Regions from separate parts of the Homo sapiens genome. Here region 1 is linked to region 2. The links are chromatin loops, found by intact Hi-C in ENCODE. Cell type or tissue: IMR-90. All regions are shown on one strand. Each heading gives the region's core, and the rest is flanking DNA. Links, peaks and the distances in the headings are about the cores only.

Evidence for each region. Hi-C counts contacts between places; a loop is a spot of excess contacts. Peaks named below come from ENCODE experiments on the same cell type or tissue, not always from the same donor. Only the 100,000 strongest peaks of a DNase experiment are listed, where the experiment ranks them.
Region 1: a loop joins it to region 2, with 2.0 times the contacts of the local background. A loop is called at or near these places in 4 of 110 quality-filtered maps.

Annotation. Positions count from the first base shown.
Region 1 is chr18:70,043,163-70,046,082 of GRCh38, reverse strand. All of the region lies in intron 40 of RTTN (rotatin), which reads left to right. Among named protein-coding and RNA genes, the nearest start is that of CD226, 97 kb to the right of the region's middle. In IMR-90, for the core only: no CTCF peak of the experiment used is centred there; a DNase peak (open chromatin) is centred at 1,252; H3K27ac peaks cover 655 bases.
Region 2 is chr18:69,839,077-69,841,996 of GRCh38, reverse strand. DOK6 (docking protein 6) reads right to left here. Exons shown (of 8, transcript NM_152721.6): 8 at 1-753. The coding sequence ends at 614. Among named protein-coding and RNA genes, the nearest start is that of CD226, 110 kb to the left of the region's middle. RefSeq lists an enhancer at 2,271-2,772. In IMR-90, for the core only: no CTCF peak of the experiment used is centred there; a DNase peak (open chromatin) is centred at 1,296; H3K27ac peaks cover 1,017 bases.

The DNA of each region.
Region 1 (2,920 bases), core at 218-2,717, 200 kb before region 2:
AATAGTATACGCAGGAAAAAAAAAATCTGTGCTAGAGGAATTTGTGAAATTTACCTTGCCCTTATTTTTACCTAATACTTTGTAATATTATTCATTATAAAAGCTTTTGTTTATAATTTTTTTGTTACCTTTTTGGACAAAGAAAATGAGATAGCCTACAGTCACAGAATATCTCAATGATTTTCCTAATGACTAGCTAATTTTCCTCTTTATTTCTCTAAATTACAAATCACGTATTTTGTGAGGGTATGGATACATTAACCAATTATTTAAACCATGTTTCCTAATAAATCATACTCTTTGTGTTCGTGTAAGCAGTAGAATTTGGATACATGACATCTGTTAGAAAGGCACAGGCAAGTTTAAGACAAAGAAAGTGAAGAGAGGAAGTATACTCCTGGCACACTCATGACAAAATGTGTACCTAATGTAAGTTGGGACAGTTAATGGGCCTATTAAATTACAAACACTGTTTTCTTTGCCTTATAGAAATAGGATATGTGAATTAAAATATTATTAGAATACATTCAACAGCAACACGTTTTGATAAGTAATAAATGTAGCTTACTATATGTCCATGGAGGCTGTGGTTTGGGCCAGGTGCTGTATGAAGCAAAGTAAATTACAGTCTTTAAATTATCTGAAGAAATTATATTCTAAAATTGATGTCTTTCAAAGGTCTAAGTTTTCTGTAAAATCATACTCAAAAAACATTTGATATGGGACCTTAGGCAAATCACTTAACTTCTTGGGATTCAGTTCTTCAAGTGCAAAATGATAGGCTTTTATTACATTATTACTAAGTTTCAGCTGCCTCTAAAATCTCCATCCTCCTAACAAATCACTGTATTGGAACTTCAGTTAAATGTCTGGTCAGAGTTATCTTTTAAATGGTGCTTTATAGCAGTATCCCATAGGGGATACATGTTGAAAGTATTCATACTTACATCTTAAGTCATGTGTAAGTGTTTTTTTCTAAGTCCATTTTGAGGTGGTTTCAGACTTTGAGCATTTTCTAAGAAATATTCAGCTGTCTTTTGTCCATAAAATACTGAACACATTTGACTTAGCAGAGATTTTACCTTCCCTAGTTTATGAAGATACAGTAGTCTCCTCTTATCTGTAGTTTTGCCTTTTATAGCTTCAGTTACTCATGGTTGACTGTAGTCCAGAAATATTAAATGGAAAATTCCAGAAATACACAATACTTAACGTCTTAAATTGCATGCCATTCTGAGTAGTATGATGAAATATGCTCTGTCTCCCCTCAGGACGTGAATCATGCTATGTCTAGCTTACCCATGCTGCATATGATACGTGCCCATTCATCACTTAGTATAGCAATCTTGGTTATCAGACTGATGAATCACAAGACGAAGAAGGATGAGTGCATTGTAGTAAGATATTTTAGAGAGAGAGACAGAGAGGCCACAATCACATAATTTTTATTATACTATTCTGTTATTATTATTGTTAGTCTCCTACCTGCCTAATTTATAATTAAACTTTATTGTAGTTACATATTTATAGGAATAAAACTTAGAATATATGGAGTTGGGTACTATTCATGGTTTTAGGTATCCACTGGGGGTGTTGGAATGGATCCCTCAAGGATAAAGGGGCCTACTGTGCTCAATATGTTTTATTTGCAAATACATATAGATAACAAGATCAATAAAAATCTCTCTATATGTAGTAGATTTTGTCTATAATTGATATATTAATCAGTTGAGATAATGAATTAATTTTGCTCCTTATATTTGATCTGATATCTAAAAGTAGTAATGCAAATGAGGAACTCTTGTGCCTTATTTTAGATGTATTTTGTGCTCACATTTAGTGAATGGTAAAATTCAAGGGTAAATCTGTTGAAAGGAAGGCTTATATATTTAAGATCCCATTGTGTTGATGAATGTTCACTGTAATTAAAAAGCCTATTTTTTACATTAAGTACCTTTTGGAAAGAAAGCAAGAAAGTCTTGACCTAGAATACCCTACATCACTTAAATGTACAGAAGGGATTAATCTAGAAAGAGCATGACATTTAAATGAATTTTGGTTGATGAAAAGACATTATGTCTTGCTCTGTATATCGTCTTGATTTCTTTTTCTCTTTTTGTGTATTTGCTAGTTATCTGTTGCTTGAGTTTATTCTCAGCCTTGCTGCCTCCAGGCTCCTCACACTTCCAGTCGTGTCCACTTGCTCTTTGCAGTGATGCTCAGACTGCTTTTCAGTCTGCAGTAAGTACTGTATGGAAACTGATAGAAAGTCAGTTCTTCACTCCAGCCTTTCCTTCAGTATATGTTGGAAAGTATATGAATTTACCATAGATTAATTCTGTTTGTTTCCTTTTTGTCTGTTTGGTTTTGGTTTGGGGCTTTGATTTCAGTTTTACCATGTACACATTTTAGAGAACCAAACAGTTGTATCTGTAAGTTTTTACTAAAAGTAGGAGATTTCTGCCTTCATTCCTCATATTCTCAGAGGTGACCACTTATACCTCATTTAGCTACTTTTTATAGCTTCTCTTTCATGTCTCTAAATAACATGCTTATATTTTTTTGTCTTGATTATTCAGTTTTAAATATTATCTGTTGAATTCCTACTATGGAAAATGAGACTTTAGCTTTTTTTTCATGCCTCACCCACCTACCCTGCCAAAATGGGTTCCCTTCTCATTCTCCTAATATTGATATACCATAATGCCAATTAGAGAATAGGCAGCGTGAATGGTATTAAATTTATGACAGTGTTATACACAGTTGAACCGTGTTGCAGAGTGTTTAACTTTCTTTTCTTGCACAGCTTTTGTTTGCCTTAGAGGTAATTATTGTATTATTTTAAAACGTGCTGACTTTCCTGTTATCACTTACAAGCTCCATGCTCTTTGCCAGAATTAAACATCCTCTCAGTGTGTTC
Region 2 (2,920 bases), core at 229-2,728:
AATATCCATTTGTCTACACACACACACACACACGCACACACACACACGAGTAGAGCTACAGGGCCCTGCTTAATAGTGTGTTCTGAATTTCATGTTCCTTTAATTGTCACTGGGTTTATTTATATGCAGCTACGATGTCATTTGCAGAGCTTACTGTATTTATCCCTGTCAGAACTTTAAAAGCCACAGAGCTTGTGGAGGGTCACCATTATGTCTAAGGACAGACCCTGTGCTCAGATGGGCGGACTGCGCTGTGAGGTCAGTGAGAGGTGCCCATCACCCAGGCATACCCCAGTGTGGGCAACTTTTCCCAGTGCTGAGGTTTCTGTTACTGTCAGACCCAAAGAATTTTGTTTATTTAAATAACTGTTCATACGATTTGGATTCTATTTATGTAAAACATAGATTCCCCCAAAGAAATTCAATAAATAAAGGACTTAGCCACTGAATCAAGGAAGCAGAACTCCAGTTTTTAACCTTCCAATGGGACTGGGGCTAGAGCCGACCCATTTCAATTTGTACTGCAATTGGTCTTCCAGGAGGCAGAGGGTAATGACCCCACAGACGGGTCCAGGACAGACTGTCTCTCTAGTCAACAGCGGCTCTCTGTGTGTCATTGGATGAGGCTGGAGCTGTAGCTGAATCCATAGCTGCTGGACCGCGACAACGGCTGCTGGGCCTCTTCACTCTGTTCTGGGGCGTAGCTGGGAAATGTCTGTGCACGAGACATCTTTGACGAACCAAACCCATGACCTAGAGAGGAAGAAAGGAGAGCTCTACTGAGAAACAGATTCAGAAGCACAAAAGATACACTATCTATCATCTATCTATTATCTATCTATCTATATTTTTAAGAACAATAAACAAGGCAGCAGCTTTCACATCCTCAATATTGAGCTCAAGATAAGTTGGTAAAAATTGAGCAATCTTGTTGCCTTGATCCTTGATGAATTAAAATGTATTCAGAGCTCAATATTTCCTCCAAATGTACTTTGCCAAAAATTCTGGATGCCAGAGAGCTAGGTAGATTTTCTAGGGAATCTGAAACTTCTGCTGTTCTTCAACTTTTGAAATAAAAGCAGAAAAGCTTTTCCCCAGAAAAAGCTGTTTTTAATGGAGAGCCTGTAAGCTGCTTTCTTTTCCTTTATGCTCAATTTCAGCATATAAAAGCAAATTACACACTTTCTTAAAATCTCTGGGAACAGGCAAGCTGTGCTTTACCCTAACCAGTAACCATGAATTATCAGAAAGAAAGCTTTTACAATGATAGAGATTCTGACTTATCCTAGCCGGTGTGTGAGTCACCGTCACTGAACTCACTTCATGATATGGTTAACCCAAACAATTAAGCTCGATGGCTACCAAAATGGCCAAAAGTTAAATTCCATACAAAATACATTTAAAGAAAATTCTGTCTATGCTTTTGGTTGTTCAGCTGCACCCCTGCATGAGAAATAGTCTATCGCAAACCGAAAACAGAAGTGATTACCGAAAACTTTTCAGAATGCTAACAATGTACAGAGAAACGCATGCATGCTAACTAAAGCTTCTGATGAACTTTCCAGTCGTTTCCTCATCTTTATTTGTTTTTTCCCCCTCATCCTTTTTAAGCCAGCAATTATTCTTCATACTTGAGAATGACTTGTATCTAATGGATGAGCTTAGAGGGAGAAGAAAAATAGATGTAGTAAGTCATGCTCTTTCAGAGTTTCTATTTTACCCAAAGGAGGGACTGTGCTGAGTCTGATTTGTGTGTCATCTGATCGCCTGGGCGAGGAACACAGAGAAGACAATCTGTTAACGCCGAGCACCGACCATCTCTGTGTCAGGCTCCGCAGGTGGCTCTGTCCTTGGCAATGTCACTCGCTTTCAGCCTGTTCTATTGCCAGGTGTGTTTGGCGACGTGGAAAATACTCTCTCACTGTGGGAAGCTTGGGATGCAGGGAGGAAACTCGGATGAACTGGGTGGTAAAAGGCTAATTAGAACGGAACCACTTAACCACTTAGCGGTAGAACCATTTAAATGTCAAAATACTGAGAGAAAAATCTTGCATTAAAAAAAAAGTTGTTTTAGATTCACTATGTCCTGGATTCTGTTGCTGTCCACGTCAAGGAAAGTGCACCAGGCTCAGCAAGAGGGGATCAAAGAGAAGAGGGGCTTTTCCCTCGCACCTCCTGCCCCACGCCCCTGGCTCTGCCACCGCCAGTCCTCTGAGCTTCCAGAACTTTCTGCCCCACGGCGCCTGGAGGCTCTACTAGTCCCTCCTTCCCCTCTCTCCCAGGGTCCTGCCCCGCACTCCTCCTCGCCTGGCCCGCAGGCCTGAGGGTGGTGATGCTTCCTGCTGTTGCGCATGTCTGCATTTTCTCATCGGTTCCCCCAGCTCTTGAAGCAGCCTCCTCATCAAATTCTTTTAATCTCAGCTGAGTGCATCTTCTTTCCTGCAAGACCCTGATGATATAGTGAAGGAAAAATGAAGCAGGGCAGAGGAGGGGAGGAGTTAAGAGAGTTAAAGGATGGGTTAAGGTAGTGATTACCAAAGAAGCTAGGAGAGGAGTTAGGGGCGGAACCAGGGGAGGGGCTAGGGAAGGAGTTAGGGGAGGGGCTAGGGAGAGACTAGGGAAGGAGTCATGGGATAGACCAGGGGAGGGGCTAGGGGAGGAGTTATGGGAGGAGCTAGGGAGAGACTAGGGGCAGGACCAGGGGAAGTGCTAGGGAGGAGTTAGGGGAGGGGTTAGGGAGAGACTAGGGGAGGGACTAGGGGATGAGTTAGGGAGAGACTGGGAGAGGAGCTAAGGAGATGAGGCTCGGGGAGAAGCTAGGGGAGGAGTTAGGGAGAGTGGGGAAGAGCTAGGGGGAGTCTAGGTGAGGGACAAGGGGAGCGACACAGGAGGGGATGGGGAGGAGCTAGAGGAGGAGTTA